Regions from separate parts of the Homo sapiens genome. Here region 1 is linked to region 2. Evidence: chromatin loops called from intact Hi-C (ENCODE). Cell type or tissue: heart left ventricle. All regions are shown on one strand.

Region 1 (8,000 bases), 120 kb after region 2:
AATTATTCCATTCAGTCAAACTATGAGACTCCACTTAAAAAATGAATTCATTGTACGTTCCTTGAATGCTAAGACCATGTCACATGCTTTTGTGCGTCCCACACAGCTAGTTAATACTCAGTAAAAATCACTGAAAGGAGTCCTGTGTTCTGAAGCACAAAGCCATGGAGTAGATTTGAGAGGGCGGCACTGCCTGAGGTCTTTGGGTTCCTCTCAAGCAGTGTCTCTGCTCCCGACCGCTCTGTGATCACCCGGGCAGCTCTTATTCACATGTGCCAGTCTATGGTTTCCGCATGTCACTAACCCTGCGAACACATCCAGGATACAATGCCTTCAACACTGGGAATCTCAGTGGACACTGAGAAATTTAGAATATGAACCACAGTTAAGACTGAAATTAATCATTACTGGATCTGAAGTCATCTACAATGAAGGGTTTCAAGATGAGCAGTATCTGTCTACTATGAACAAGACTGGAGTCTAGAAAACAGAGTAAAAACAGAAGTTTGAGGTATATCCCTCACCTCTGAGAATACCATCATGATTATGACTATACCAGCTCTCAGTGAATATCAAAAGGCAGCCCAAGTCATTAAAACCACACTCAAAAGCACCTCAGGATACCAGGAGTTGCTAATATAGTTAGTCAAATCATGTCCCAGGCATGCACTTCCAGGAAAAACATGAAAAACATCTCTGATTTTACCCTATGACACCAACATTAGCAGAGGTTCTACTACATTTTTTTTTTTTTTTTTGAGACAGGGTCTGGGTCTGTTGCCCAGGCTGGAGTGCAGTGGCATGATCACGGCTCACTGCAACCTCCACTTCCTGGGCTAAAGCAATCCTCCTGCCGGAGTAGCATAGGCCACTATGCCTGGCTAATTTTTTTTTTTTTTTTTCAGAGATGGGGTTTCACTATATTGCTCAGGCTGGTCTAGAACTTCTGGGCTCAAGCGACCCACCTGCCTCGACCTCCCAAAGTGCTGGGATTACAGGCGTGAGCCATCGTGCCCAGCCAAGTTCTACTATATTTTATGTAGAATACCTTGTATACTTCATATAGTATACCTATTACCATTGTGATAAAGAACACTGAAAATAGTGTTAACTTCAAAAATAATAACAAGCAGTATCTACTAAGTGCTAGGAACTGTGTTACTTGATTTATAGGCATTCTCTTATTTAATAGGCACAACAATTTTATGAGAAATATACTAAAATTATTCCCAATTTACAGATGAGTAATCTGAGACGTAAGGAGGTTAATTACCTTGCTTGTAATTAGCTGAGAACTAAAGCTTGAATCCTGCATTGTTAAACGCATCCTCTTAAATAATGTGTTAGCTCAGGTCTTCCAAAAAATCGACATCGAGAAGGTTTTAAACGTGTAAAGATTTTTTTTAGGGAAACCGTCTGTACGAGAGCAAACGAGAGCGGAGAGGCCTGAGCGCCACAGGGTGCAAGGCCGGAGTGACCGGACGAAGGCGTCGCGGGAGGGGCTAGAGGAGCAGCCACCGAGCCTCGAGTACCCGGGGGCAGGCGCGGGCCTCAGCGAGACGTGCTGCCGTTTCTATTGGAGAGACAAAATCTAAATGTTATCAGGAGGATTTTCATTTATCAGGAAAGCAACTCGAAAACCCACAGCCTGAGTTCCTGAAGCCCCTAGCTCCCTCCCAAGCCGCAGAGGCGTGGAAACGCCGTGGGGTCGGAGTCGCTTCCATGCGGATCCTGCGTTCACCAGCGCCCAAAAGAGGAGGCCTGCTTGGCTTCCCACCGCGCCCCAAAGAACGTTCTTCTGCAGATAGTCCCCTGGGTTCCCAGAAAGCCCTTGAGAGAGGGGCTTCTCTTGGCCATCTTCCAGAAAGTTCTCCATGAGGCATTTCCTGCGCCCTGGAGCCCATGGAAACAGGCAGGCAGTTGCGGGAGGGCATCCTCGCTGAACACGAGGCTGGGACACCAGTGGCTCTTCATCTTCCCTCTCTTATATTTTCTCTTGCCCCAGTCAAGCCAACCTTTGTTTTCCCACAAAATGAAGACAAATACGACAACCGTTTCCTTGATTTTGTTCAAACCTCAGGAAAGGCGGGCTTTGTCCACCGTCCTGCACCCACTTAGGCAGGGACTGGGCCAGGTGTGACGTCATCAATCTTCTGAGCTCTGGCTCCAGCTTAGGCTGTGCGCACACAATACGCATGCAAGGGCACTCAGTGGAGCCTTTGGATAAAGCTATGTATACATATACCTATGTATACATATACCTACAGTATGAGGTATTGTAGGTACTCAGTAAAAACACTGAGTTTGTTCTGTCCTGTTTGTGGTGGACGGATACTGCTCATTTTGAAACTCTTCATTATAGATGACTTTTGATCCGGTAATGATTAATTTCAGTCTTAACTGTGGTTCATTTTCTAAATTTCTCAGTGTCCATTTAGATCCCCAGTGTTGAGGTATTGTAGGTACTCAGTGTTTTTAAACTCAGGCAGTTTTATATACATAGATGTATATGATATATGTATATACAATACATGTATATACATAAAGATATATACATCTGTATATACTAAAAGATGAGACCTTCCTTTTCCCTGGCAGACCTGAAACCACAATGCGATCCATGCATCATTTTCCAGTCCTTGACTCTTGATCTTTCTGTAGTAGCCACCCTGAGACCTCGGGATCTCACTCCTGCCCAGCTGTCTTCATACCTCCTGGATCACTTCTTTCTTATTTCTCTTTCTCCCTGTTTTCTCTTTACTTGCCCTGTCTTTAAATGTTGGCATTCCCGAAGGCTCTATCCTCAACTCATTCTCTTCTCCCTGTATGATTTTATCCATCTCAGACATCCTTGGCCCCTGCTTCTTAATTTTTCTCTCTGCTCCTCCAAGCTTGCCTCACCATCTGAAATTCCACCTAGTCTACCCCAACATATCCTATCACTATTCTCTGTGTAAGGGTACTAAGATGTATGAATGTCTAACCAGCCGATGTGTGTGTGTGTGTGTGTGTGTGTGTGTGTGTAGTCTCACAGGCCTTACAACAATCAAGCAAAATAGGTATTAGAAATTCCACATTACAGATAAGGAAATCAAACTCACAGAGGTTTAGTTAATAGCCTGAAATGGAAAGTTGGCAAAGGTGGACCTTTATTTTGAACTGAGGTCTGTTGAAATTCAAGGGCAGCCTCTCCAACTCCTGTCGGGCTCTTGCACAGCTGCTTCTCCCACCTGCTGGTGGCTCCAGATACTCCCTGCTTGGTGTACCCTCAGTGGGCCTAGTTACCTTTTCCAGAAACGAATCTGATTATGTCTCTCCTTTTCTATAAGCCCCTGTTGATTACATTCCAGGATTAAGACCTTACGAGCTGGTTTGGCCAGTGGTTACCAAACTCATCTGCACACTGGAATCGCCTGGGGAGCCTTGAAAATTATCAATGCCGGCTGGGTGCAGTGGCTCATCCTATAATCCCAGCACTTTGGGAGGCTGAGGGGGGTGGACCACCTGAGGTCAGGAGTTCGAGACCAGCATGAGTAACATGGTGAAACCCTGTCTCTACTAAAAATACAAAAATTAGCTGGGCATGGTGGCAGGCACCTGTAATCCCAGCTACTTGGGATGCTGAGACAGGGGAATTGCTTGAACCTGGGAGACGGAGGTTGCAGTGAGCTGAGATCGTGCCATTGCACTCCAGCCTGGGCAACAAAAGCAAAACTCTTGTCTCAAAAACAAACAAACAAAAAAAACAAACTGATGCCTATGTCCCAGCCCCAGAGATTAAGAGTTCATTGGTCAGGGATGTGGCCTGTATTTTGACATTTTTTTAAAGACCCTAGGTTATTCTAGTGGGCAAACATGTTTGGAAACCACAGAGTTATCCACAGATGCCCCTCACATTCTGACTTTCTTATCTCTCCAGTAACTGCCTCCCCAACTCCAAACTGCGTTTGACCATCCAGCTCACTGTCTCGGAATTCCCTTTTTCTTGGACAAACTTCCACATCCTTTGATATTCAGCTCAAATATCTCTTCTGACCATTCATGTTGCCCTTTGTTTTTGTCACAGACCACTCATGCTATGCTGTAATCTTGCTGTTGACCCATTGGTCTCCCCAGACATGTGCTGGGTAAGAGTGGATACTCCTCCTCTTCACTATCTCTGTAGCTGCCACCCAGAACACAATGCATGGCAAAGAGGAGGTGCTCTGTAATGAACAAATGAATTAATAAGTCAATGAATACCCATATAAGAAGTGGAAAGGGCACTGGACTAGAATAGAACTAGAATAGGACTCTGGAGACCCAAATGTAGGTAGCAGTGTTGAGTGGAAAAGCTCGGAATATGGAGCAGTACAGGCTGGATTTGAACCTTGGCTCCAGTTATTAGCTATGGGACCCTTCTCAGGCTGTCAAAATACATCGAGTTTCACTTGCCTCTTCTACAAAATGGGAATAATAATAGAGATAACCCTGGCCAACATGGTGAAACCCTGTCTCTACTAAAAATACAAAAATTAGCTGGGCGTGGTGGCAGGTACCTGTAGTCCCAGCTACTCAGGAGGCTGAGGCAGGAAAGTCGCTTGAACCCAGGAGGCGGAGGATGCAGCGAGCCAAGGTTGCGCCACTGCACTCCAGCCTGGGTGACAGAGTGAGACTCTGTCTCCAAAAAAAAAAAAAAAAAAAATAGTAGTACCTTCATTACAGGGTTGCTGTGAAGGTGGGAGTTGATATATGTGAAATGCTTAGCATAATGTTTAACATTCAGGTGTTAAAAAATATGGTAAGTCTTATTCTTTGTTCATTTGTTTGTTGTGAGATTTCTGATTTCTGGCACATTACACACTTTTTCCTGTGCCCTTTTTTTTTTTTTTTTTTCCTTTTGAGACAGAGTTTTGCTCTTGTTGCCCAGGCTGGAGTGCAATGGTGTGATCTTGGCTCACGACAACCTGCACCTCCAGGGTTCAAGCAATTCTCCTGCCTCAGCCTCCTGAGTAGCTGGGATTACAGGCATGTGACATCATGCTTGGCAAATTTTGTATTTTTGGGAGAGACGGGGTTTCTCCATTTTGGTCAGGCTGGTCTCGAACTCCTGACCTTAGGTGATCCTCCCACAGTGCTGGGATTACAGGTGTGAGCCACCGTGCCCAGCTGCCTTTTCTTATTTATAAAATGAGCAGAGTAACATTGTTTCTTCCTCTCTCAAAAGGAAGATGAAAGTGGTGATTGCTCAAACACTCAGAACATAAAATGCTCTACAAATGTAACAAGTTACAATTAGTGTGCTATATTTGTGTTTACTTCCTAATTTCTGTACCTTCACTTTCTGTGGTAATACCAGAACATGGGTTTTTTTTTTTTTTTTTTTTTTTTGTACTAAAAACCCTTGACATGGGAGGGGAATATATCCAGAAACATTCTTGATGCCAAATTTGAACAAACTGCAAGAGCAGACAAGTTTCCCCACAAAACTCAACAAATTGTAACAAAATATTTCATTAGTGGGCACATCTTCAGGTCCATAATGATGTGACAAATACAGGACCAAAGAAACTTACAGAAGCTTGTAAAATAATATCTGCCATAAAATATAATTTTTCACCATAGGTGTCAATGACATCACTATTGTAGCAATTTCAGACATGAACTTAATAACATTTGTAAAAGGTAAATAGTGATGAAGAATAATAACAAATGATCATTTCATGAGAGCTACTTTGAGGTGGGTGACAGGCAGGGAAGCAGAGGCTGCAGGAAGATACAGACTCTGGGCCATGGTGTGGCTCATTCACAAACTTTCTGATGGGTGTGTTCCTTGCACAGGCTTCAAATTCACACTCCAGTATAATAATTAATTACTCATACTATGACTTACTTGTTGGCTTCACTTGTGATGAATAAAAATCTTTCATGGGCCAGGTGCGGCGGCTCACGCCTGTAATCCCAGCACTTTGGGAGGCCGAGGTGGGCAGATCACGAGGTCAAGAGATCAAGACCATCCTGGCCAACACGGTGAAACCTGTCTCTACTAAAAATACAAAAATTAGCTGGGTGTGGTGGTGTGTACCTGTAATTCCAGCTACTTGGGAGGCTGAGGCAGGAGAATTGCTTGAACCTGGGAGGCGGAGGTTGCAGTGAGCCAAGATCGCGTCACTGCCCTCCAGCCTGGCGACAGAGCGAGGCTCCGTCTCAAAAAAAAAAAAAAAAAAAAAAAAAGAAAAAGAAATCTTGAATGATAAATTCCTGATGACTAAAAGTCAACTATGTTCACTTACTCACTTCCTATAATTGCCATCAACATGTTTGGGAGCAAGAGGGACAATGTTACGCAGAATTATAGGACTCTCAAGGAATCTCAAATTCTCTGACTAGTAAGCTGATCAGAAAAAAAGTGAAATATGGATAAAAATACATTTAGGAAAATAGTAATGCAAACTTGCTTTTTTTTTTTTTTTTTTTTTTTTTTTTTTGCCACAAAGCTTTACTTGTTATGTTCTTCCCTCTTAAATCACTCAAACATTTTATTTATAAAACAAAGAATTTGTGAAATGGAGACAAATTATAATGTTGAAATATCATTAGAGTTTCCTTCAGTTCTACCAAGCATATTTGGGCAAAATTTAAAATATCCTTTCCTCTTTAATTCTGCAAATAGTGCAATTTCAAATACAGCAACTATCTTCTCTCTGTCTAGCTAAAAATTCAATGAAATACTTCACTTTATTTGTCTAAATAGTTATTCTTTTTCTCCTTGGAGAATCAAAATTAACCTTCAGTTGTGTTTTCTTTTAGGGGATACAATAAGGTGGAATGTTTCTTCTTGAATGGTTCAAGGGTCCAGTATCCATCATGAAAGAGGGGAAGGTGCAGAAATAAGATGGATCCAGGTGACCTTGGGGAGAAATCATTCCTAGTCCCTGCTTTTAGCTCCAAAACCATCCTTCTTTTGCCTTTCATATCCCTTGTCCCTGAATTACAGAGCCCTTTGACCTCTGTAAAAGGTTTTTTTTTTGTTTTTTTTTTTTTTCATTCTCTAACTAAACACAATAATAAATTAGGAGTCCCTATCTTTGTAGAAGTGGTCCAGGTTCTGGGCTTCTCCCTTCTTTTCATCAGCCTCTTTTTCCTCTTGTTTAACTCTTCCCAACTTATCCTCTTCCCCCCAAAATGAACTAGGCAGTCTTAATGACTCTGCCTTAATCTCCTCACCAAGTCTTTCTTCCTTTCTGCAGTTACGCCTTAGACATGCGCACTGAGGGGCTCCTGAGCTGGCCTCAGCCTTAGAGAGCCTGCTTGGGTCCTCCTCTGACCACATACATGTCTACCACCGCAAGTAGTCTGCAGAAGCAAGGCAAGAGCCTGTGTTCCCACCTCTAGACCATTCTTTGGATACCCGGAGCCCCAGATTCTCTGCTTAGAGAATTTCAAGTCTGTTTTCCCAGGTCCGTCTTCTGGAAGGTGGCCACACAGCTGTGTGCACCTCTAGGCCCAAAGAATGGCCAAGGGGCATGCAGGTGGACCTTGGAGGTATGGCCAGGAATGTCCCACAAATGTAGGAAGCTCCTGAGGTACAACACAGAGCCAGGGATGGAAAGGGAATTGGGTGGTCCAGGGAACCCAACCTGCAGAACCCCCAGGAGGCAGGGATTCTACATCAAACTGGCCTTCCCAGTGGCCACGAAGGTATACTTGTCAAGATCAGCTGATAGGACATATTGTACTTAATTGTTTGTTAGCTTGAAGTATAACAATTAAGGATGAGGCCTGTGGTACATCTGCACTCTTGCCTTGGGCTCCACAAATGTTAGGGAGGGACACGCTTGTCTCTCCTCACCCAGCGATTTTCCTGCAGATCTTCTCCAGTGCTAAATGCACATGGATTTAGGCAGTGAATACAGAACAAAGTTTGGACCTTCAGTGTGGCTGAGTGCCTATTCCTGGTAGCCAGGCCTTCTTTGCACCATCCCTCTGCCTCTTCAGACTCAGTCACCGACAGAAGGCAG
Region 2 (8,000 bases):
TCCAGGACGGACTACTCCAGTTGCAACTGTGCTGTGGAGGCTGAGGAGCATCCATGACTGAGGAAGGGCGAGTCCCCTATAATGCCCTTGCTAAGGGGAGCATCAGACATCCCTAGACTTACAAGTCCCTCGTGTAATAAGGTGAACTATGGAAAGCTATGATTTGAGGAAAGTTCCCTCTGATTGAAAGAGTTCTTCAAATATGAAGAATGTAACACTTATGGGGCACCTACTCATTGCAAAACACTCTACTAGGGGCTTTCACCTGTATGTTTAACTCATTTTGTTGATTTTTTTTTTTTAAGCCCAAATTTCTGAGAGGTTAAGGAACTTGTCTGGTGGTGGCGTCTCTGGGATTCTGACTTTTCCACTGACCATAACATGCATCTGGTCTAAATTGAGCGGACCACCCAGGAGGATGTTGGAATAAAAAGAAATGGGAAGGGGGTGGGGAGAGGAATGGGCATAGAATAAAAAGGTAGAAACCCTTGGGATCAAAGGATGCAACTGAAAGAGCACCAAAATATGCATCATTTTTTTTAATATGTTGTCTGGTACCCAAAATTGGGATGCCTCTGTGGTATCAACTTTGACATTTAAAGAAAGGGCATAAGATTAGATCATTCAACCATAAGTGGAAGGAAGAAACAAAATAAAATAAAACCTTACAATTCCCTTTGAAGTTGATCAGGTGTCAAGGCAGTGATTTGGTTTTCTTTTACAAACTTTCTTTTTCCAGAAAAATTTTTACTGTGGGTTTGGAGAGGTGTTTACAATAAATTCATAGCAGAGCTCCAAAAGGGCCCACCCCATCTAATATCCTCTGTCTCAGCAGATTATTGAAGAAGATTGGATTAAAAGGTTTGTTTTGTGATGTGTGATGGTTGTGTCCCCAAGATGATTGAGTTTGAGGCAGAGTTCATCAATTTAGGAGGCTTATCACTGAAGCAGCAATAACTTGGGGCCCAATGCGAAGGCTGCTAAATGGGTCCAGCAAAGCTCTTGGTTCAGCTTCTAGAAAGGAACAGTGTACATTGGGGGAACCCCACAGGCCTGGGTAGAAACTCAGCTCCACCATGGGCCCAGTGACTGGCACATAACAAACAGCTTGTGGTTGTTATTCTTACTGCCGAAACCTCTTGATCATGCAGGGCATCCTTCAGGGTGAGGGAAGTGCTGTGTTTCTGGTGCTAGCTTTAGCTCCTAAAATAAAGGGGAACAAGACTTGTCATGGTCAGGCCAGGCATGGTGGCTCACGCCTGTAATCCCAGCACTTTGAGAGGCTAAGGCGGGTGGATCACCTGAGGTCAGGAGATCAAGACCAGCCTGGCCAACATGGTGAAACCCCATCTCTACTAAAATACAAAAATTAGCTGGGCTTGGTGGCGTGTGCCTGTAGTCCCAGTTACTCAGGAGGCTGAGGCAGGAGAATTGCTTGAACCTGGGAGGCGGAGGTTGCAGTGAGCCGAGATTGCACCACTGCACTCCAGCCTGGGCACAATACAGCGACACTCTGTCTCAAACAAACAAAAAAAAGGTCTTGGTCCCCATTATTTTAGGAGCTAAATGCTTAATTGATAGGGCAATTACTTAAAAAATATACATTTTGCCGATTCCTTCCTCTGCTGCCCAATTGCTGGGGAACATTTGAAAAACAATGCAGAAAAGTATAGATAGAAAAAAAGGTACAGAGAAAAAAAAATGCAGAAAAGTATAGATAGAAAAAAAGTATACAGAAAAAAGCTAACACTCATTTTTTACACTCAAAGGTAACCACTGTTAATATTTTGATGTGTTTTTATATTTCCTCCTAGTTTTATCCCAGATGCAATAACATATTTTTATGCTTATGATCATGGTATATACACAATTACACACACCTACTGATTCTTAACTAAGTAACATGGGAGAGGTAGAAGCTTCTAACTTTCCAAGTGCTTCCAAGTGATCATTTCCTGGCAGGATGATATCCTTATGGCATCCTTCCTGGCAAGGCTTTTAAGCTCCTTTGGGACCAAGACTATGAGTCTTCCCAGTATCCAGCACAGAGCTAGGGCCACAGCTGCAGCAAAATACAGATTTACTGAACTCAACTGACTAATTGGCTGGGATGAATTCTAGCCTAAACCAACATCAGGTATAACTGGAGATGACAAAATGATGGCCCTATAATGGACAGCTTCTCCGAGCTCCTGAGCTGACCCTCTGCTGAATGTTAAAGAAAGGGTTAAAGTTGGCAGTCCAGTGCTAAATGTGAGAATGCCACCAGCCACAGGAAGGTCAGCCTTTCAAGGCCCTTTTTTGCAGGGATAAAAGCAACAAAAATACCATTTGTCCTTATCAGTGCTTTGAACATAGTTACCATAAGTCCCTCCAATGGAAACACAACTTTGAGAGTTATGCTTTTCGTCTGCCTTTGATGTAAGTTATAGAGTCCTTTTGATCCCTTTCTTGTGATTAATTCCACCACCAAAGCAATTCTACATTGGTTAAAAGTTCATTAGTGTACAACAATAGAAGCTTGATTAAATAAATTATGGTACATCCATACCATGAATACTAGGCAGCCAATAAAAATCATGCCTCCTTAGACTATCTAATCACATAGGAAAAAGCTTACCATATATAGTTAAGAAAGGCAGGGGAGGAAAGCAGTTTTTTTTTTTTTTTCTTTTATGTCCTCAGGTGTTAAAACTAAAAAAAAAAAAAGAAAAAAGCAGTTTCTAAAAACACTAGCCACTGGATAGTCTTGTTAGACAAGAATTATAAGGGATTTTTATTTTTATACTTTTTCAAATTTTATATTATGAATATATATTACTTTTAGTATTATTTTTAAAAGCTTGTTAAGAATAAGGCTAAACTATTATGGAATGAAATGTAGAGTTCAAGAGGGGCCCAGGTTATGTCTGGGACCTGGACTATTTCTCCCTGAGCCCACCTTACGCTCTAGAGGGTGTAACAGACATGCTTAAGTGGCAGGTCCCCTTTTAAAACCTGTACATGGCTTCCACAACTGGGCTTGGATACAGGTTCAGCAACTAGGTCGGCTTTACATTGCTGCCACAAAGAGCTCCTAAGTCCCAGAGGAAGGGTACTGACCATCTTCCAAGAATTCTTTGGTCTACCTGGACAAGCCTGCTCTCTGTGGCACCACCCAGCTCTCTGTGGCTTTTCTCTGTCTTAGGCTTGAAGCCACAGTGCATGGCCAGAACCAGCCAGACCTTTGGAGTTCAAGAACTCGAGAGGTGGGTGAAAACTGCCATTGCCTCCACAGACTGTCTTCTCCGTGGAAAGAAGACCTGAGTCACCAGGGCTGGGAAACCTGCACCACTGAGACGAGCACAGCCTCTGCCGGCATGCAAGTGGCCGCTGTCAGGACACATGGACTGAAAGTGGTTTGTCAGCTGCTCCATTAGGTTTTTTTTACCCATATGTTTGCTACCTTTCTTTCCTTGATTTAAAAATAGGGAGGGGGAGCAGTCTCAGCTGTCTTCAGCTGCTAGGGAGATTTTTTTCCCCCTCCTGAGCTACTGTTTCCCCCAACCCGAGCCTTTCTCTCTTATTGTACCCACCCTTTCTGATGAAGTCATCAAAGCAAAGATTGCATAACTGATGCATAGGCCTATCTTGTGTTATACTGGGAGACAGGCCAATGTTTCCATTAATAGACAAGAGCACCACCACGCTGCCAAATGGAGCTCTCTGCTGCAACCACTACAAGACAGGAAGAAGGGAAGGGAAGGGAAGCTGAGTGCTCAGGGCATGCTGTGGAGGGAAGGCGAGGGCACTTCCCGCCGTCATCTCCAGAACCGCCACAGCCTTGGGAGGGGGGCTGAGAGAGATCAGTGCTGACTGCCTGAGAAGAGGCCTTCCACAAGCTGCCTTTCTGGTGTCCCCATGTTCTTCCTTCCTTCCTTCCAGAGGCCGTGAGAGGGAGGGCCCGTGTCAGCCTGCTCTGCCGGTTTCCCGACTGCTGAACCTGTCTGTGGGAAGCTGGGTTTGACTATGTGATGCTGAGGCTCTGAGAGGAGGGCTACCCTTTTCCCCACCCTCGGCCCCCATTCCTATGAGTAGAAGCCTGCCCAGCTGCGGTGGTGGGGTTTGAGGAGGCTAGGACTTAGAGCAGGGAAAAACAAGGAAGCAGAATGAAAAACAGAAACACTTAGAAATCTGGGATTGGTACTTCTCCTTATGTAAAGATTGTGGCTGACGACCAGCTTCTTAGAGGAAGCAAGTCTAGGAGAAGGGCTCATACCTGGTCCGTGAGGGCCTATGGGGGATCAGGGCATAAGACCACCTGACCCTGGGCCTTGCATCCACAAGAACCTTGAGTTTAGATTTTTAGACATATTCTTCGAACAAGGTTTTACATATATAGTCACTGAGAAATCCTGAGAGGATTGAAAAATAGCATCTATTTTACAGCTTTAAATTGTGCCCTGAGCTGAGCGTGGTGGCTCATGCCTGTAATCCCAGCACTTTGGGAGGCTGAGGTGGGAGGATTGCTTGAGTTCAGTTCAGGACCAGCCTGGGCAACAGCAAGACCTCATCTCTACTAAAAATAAAAAAATTAGCTGGGCATGGTGGTGTGCACCTGTAGTCCCAATTACTCAGGAGGCTGAGGTGGGAGGATCGCTTGAGCCTGGGAGGTTGAGGCTGCAGTGAGCTGTGATTGTGCCACTGCACTCCAGCTTGGGTGACAGAGTGAGACCCTGTCTCAAAAAAAATTCTGCCCTGTTATTAGATCGGGCTGCTCTAAGTCCATTATCAATTAACATTCTTTATATGTCCTGTGTTTATCTTGTGCACGGTATAATTGCCCTATGCTGTATTTTTTAAAATAAAAACATTGCATTTTTAAAACGCCCTATTGTCATTTCTTCATTTTGTAAATATACCTGGGCACTCCAAAAAATAGAAATGGCTCAGGTATTTTCTTAACCTTGAAAGACTTGGAGACACACGGGCATAAAAATAAGTTTTAGAAAGAATATAGCACTCAAAGAGGTCTAACACAGCCCTTGACTCCACGCCACACATACACATGGTAACCTGGATAAAGGAATCTGGAAACAATGAGAAATCATCCTCTCTACAGATCTTAAACTTTTCTTTTCTTTTCTTTTTTTTTTTTTTTTTGAGAGAGAGTCTCGCTCTGTCAGCCAGGCTGAAGTGCAGTGGCACAATCTCGGCTCACTGCAACCTCCGCCTCCCGGGCTCAAGCAATTCTTCTGCCTCAGCCTCCCTAGTAGCTGGGATTACAGGCGTGTGCCACCACGCCCGGCTAATTTTTGTATTTTTAGTAGAGGCAGGGTTTCACCGTGTTGGCCAGGCTGGTCTCAAACTCCTGACCCCAGGTAATCTGCCCGCCTTGGCCTCCCAAAGTGCTGGGACTACAGGCGAGAGCCACCGCACCTGGCCGTCTTAAACTTTTCACTCTTTAATCAGAACTCTTCTTGGGAAGCATGATTCAGCAGTGCTTGGCTTATAGTAGGCGCTCATAAAGGTTTGCTCTTAGTATCGTCCCTATTAATAATGAGGAAGTTAGAAACTTTAGGTGGGGCCTATATTTTCAGCTCAGATTTTGTTGGTTCTTAACGGTCACATCAGTTCCTCAGCTGTGTAAAGGAAAACATCCCTGTTTACAAATGACCACTTTTGCTTAGGATAAAAGTTAAGTTGGTAGCTAAATATGAAATGAGACCCTAGAATAAACATTCTTTATACGTCTTGTGTTTATCCTGTGCACAGTATAATTGCCCTTGGGAAGTTGATGGGAAACTTTTAGTGAGGAATAAATCCACCTTTTTGACTATAACAATAGAGGCCTTCAAAGATGGAGGTTATGCACCAAGTATTTTTTGCCACCTATCCCTTCTAAAAGCATAAATATTTTTGCTTAAACATCTGGGATGTAGCACCAGTTTCCTAATTTCTTTCCACCAGAAACTGAAGCCAAGTCTGACCTCCTTACCATGATATCCCCTCAAATGCCCACTACCACCCCCTCATTTTTCCCCAAAAGCTTTCTGGGGTAATTTCTCCTCTAGCTAGTTGACTTCATACCCACCTTCACTCTGCTTCCCAGATCCAGGCAGGCTGCTTTACAGCATAACCACGATTCACATATACACGTCTCCACCTAAAGTTACACGCCTCCTTTAAGAGCTGCTGCAACCATTACCACTTCTCTCCAAGGTGACTGCTTGTGGGAGGATAACAGCAGAACAGGAGGGGCAGGGTGATTAATGCTGGAGTAGGACAGGGAGATCTAACCTGCTGTTCAGGAGACTTCTCAACCTGAGAAAGCTTCCCGGACACTAGGGATCCTGTTTCTGGTCTTCCTTCCCTTTGGACCATTTCTCTGATAGACACCGTTTCTTGTACTTTGGCCCAAATAATTACTTTCCCCTTTGTGTTTCTGTTTCCCTTTATCCTCTCCCCCATTTTAAGAATACACAATTTCTCAATCAGCAATTATTAAACCTTTCTCAAGTCAACCAAACCTTTTCTGGAAGCTGACACTAAATATACATGGCTGTAAACTTGCTGAGGAGTGGAGGAGGGGTGAGTGGGGATGACAAACCTGGAAACTGAACTTGAAATCTGTCTCAGATCCCAAGGATACCACACGGGGAAAAGCCAGCCAGTGTGAGATTCCTTTCTTTATTTTCCTTAGGTTCTCAGGGGATAATTTGTACTGAAGGTTACTTTCTATAGAAAGCCTTGAGAACACTACCTCTTAATCATATTTAGAAGCATATAAAAAAGGTCGACAAGGCCAATCTTGATTTCTTTTTTCTTTGATGTAGTCACAGAGAATTTTGAAGGAAAGATGGGGTCTCTGAGTCCCCATTAATAAATAAAAGTAAGTCCTCATGTACATTCATGTACAGGGTGCTGAGAGCTCACATGTGGAGGGGCCATCCCTATGGCCATAGAGTCCTGCCATGGTCATTGTCACTAACAGTTGTCACTGCTGTAGCAGGGTCCCAGTCACTCTTAGTACCTCTCAGAGGTTTCTTGGGGACACAGCCCAAATATATCCTGTAGTCAGATGCACAAACACCTTGGGTAGGAACCTAGAGAGGTCTGGAATACTCTGATTCACCTTCTGCTAAGAGACTTAGATAAGGAAGGCTGACTAGGTCAGTTAAATTGATTGCCAGGGTGGCTGACCTAATAGAGGTTCAGGGATCTGGTTTGAGAACATGGAGCCTCAGACCCTTCCCTTCAAGCTGTGCAGCATTGCATATCCTTAGTGTCATTTTCAGTCTCAGCTTCCAGATCTTAGAGTTGATTTTTCTTAAAGAACACTCACAGCTAAAACAAACAAATAAAACAAATAAGCAAACAACCCACTTGCTTAATATGATATACCACCCCCCAGGAGCATGGGTTGTGGTTATAGCTTTGCTTGGGATTTTATGTGGAGTAAGTCACTGCATGGCTAACATGCAAATATTGCTCAGAAAACAAGTATACCTCCCCCTGAAGTCTGAGCACTAGAACACAATGTGTGGCGTGTATATTTTGCTATTAAAGTTTGCTTTCAATTTGAATATGCATCCCACTTTTTGAAAAACTTTTATTGCTCAAGGAGTCTGCACAGGCCCAGTACCCCAGCACAATGGCAGGGGCTATGGTGGGACTCTCAGACTCTCACTGCAGTGCAGCCACGGCCCCTGTCCTGGAGGGAGACTGAAATCCTAGTGCAGAGACAAGGTGCACTTCACGGAAAAGCTCAAAGATGACACCAGCTGGTCAAGAGGCAAGCTGTGTGGCGTGTGTTCTGTTTCCATTCGATTTCCATAGAGCCAGGCTGACCAGACCCGGGATGGGCAGAGTGGTGGCATGGCGTAGAAATAGGCCCAAATGTGGATACAAGGCACATGAGTTCTAGGCAGTGTTTGACCTGGGGCAAGTCACTGAACATTTCTAAGCTTCAGTATTCTCCTTTATGAAATGAGGAAGCCAGTCCAGGTAATCTCCAAGGT

What was found. Peaks named below come from ENCODE experiments on the same cell type or tissue, not always from the same donor. Only the 100,000 strongest peaks of a DNase experiment are listed, where the experiment ranks them.
Region 1: a loop joins it to region 2, with 2.2 times the contacts of the local background. A loop is called at or near these places in 7 of 110 quality-filtered maps.

Annotation. Positions count from the first base shown.
Region 1 is chr4:139,858,487-139,866,486 of GRCh38, forward strand. The region is part of intron 2 of MAML3 (mastermind like transcriptional coactivator 3); the gene reads right to left. Among named protein-coding and RNA genes, the nearest start is that of MGST2, 200 kb to the left of the region's middle. In heart left ventricle, a CTCF peak has its summit at 3,234 (motif pointing left); no DNase peak of the experiment used is centred here.
Region 2 is chr4:139,737,025-139,745,024 of GRCh38, forward strand. All of the region lies in intron 2 of MAML3 (mastermind like transcriptional coactivator 3), which reads right to left. It also overlaps a transcript of MGST2 not described here. Among named protein-coding and RNA genes, the nearest start is that of MGST2, 75 kb to the left of the region's middle. RefSeq lists an enhancer at 3,422-3,922. In heart left ventricle, a CTCF peak has its summit at 3,693; DNase peaks (open chromatin) are centred at 3,347 and 3,817; H3K4me3 peaks cover 503 bases; H3K27ac peaks cover 1,787 bases.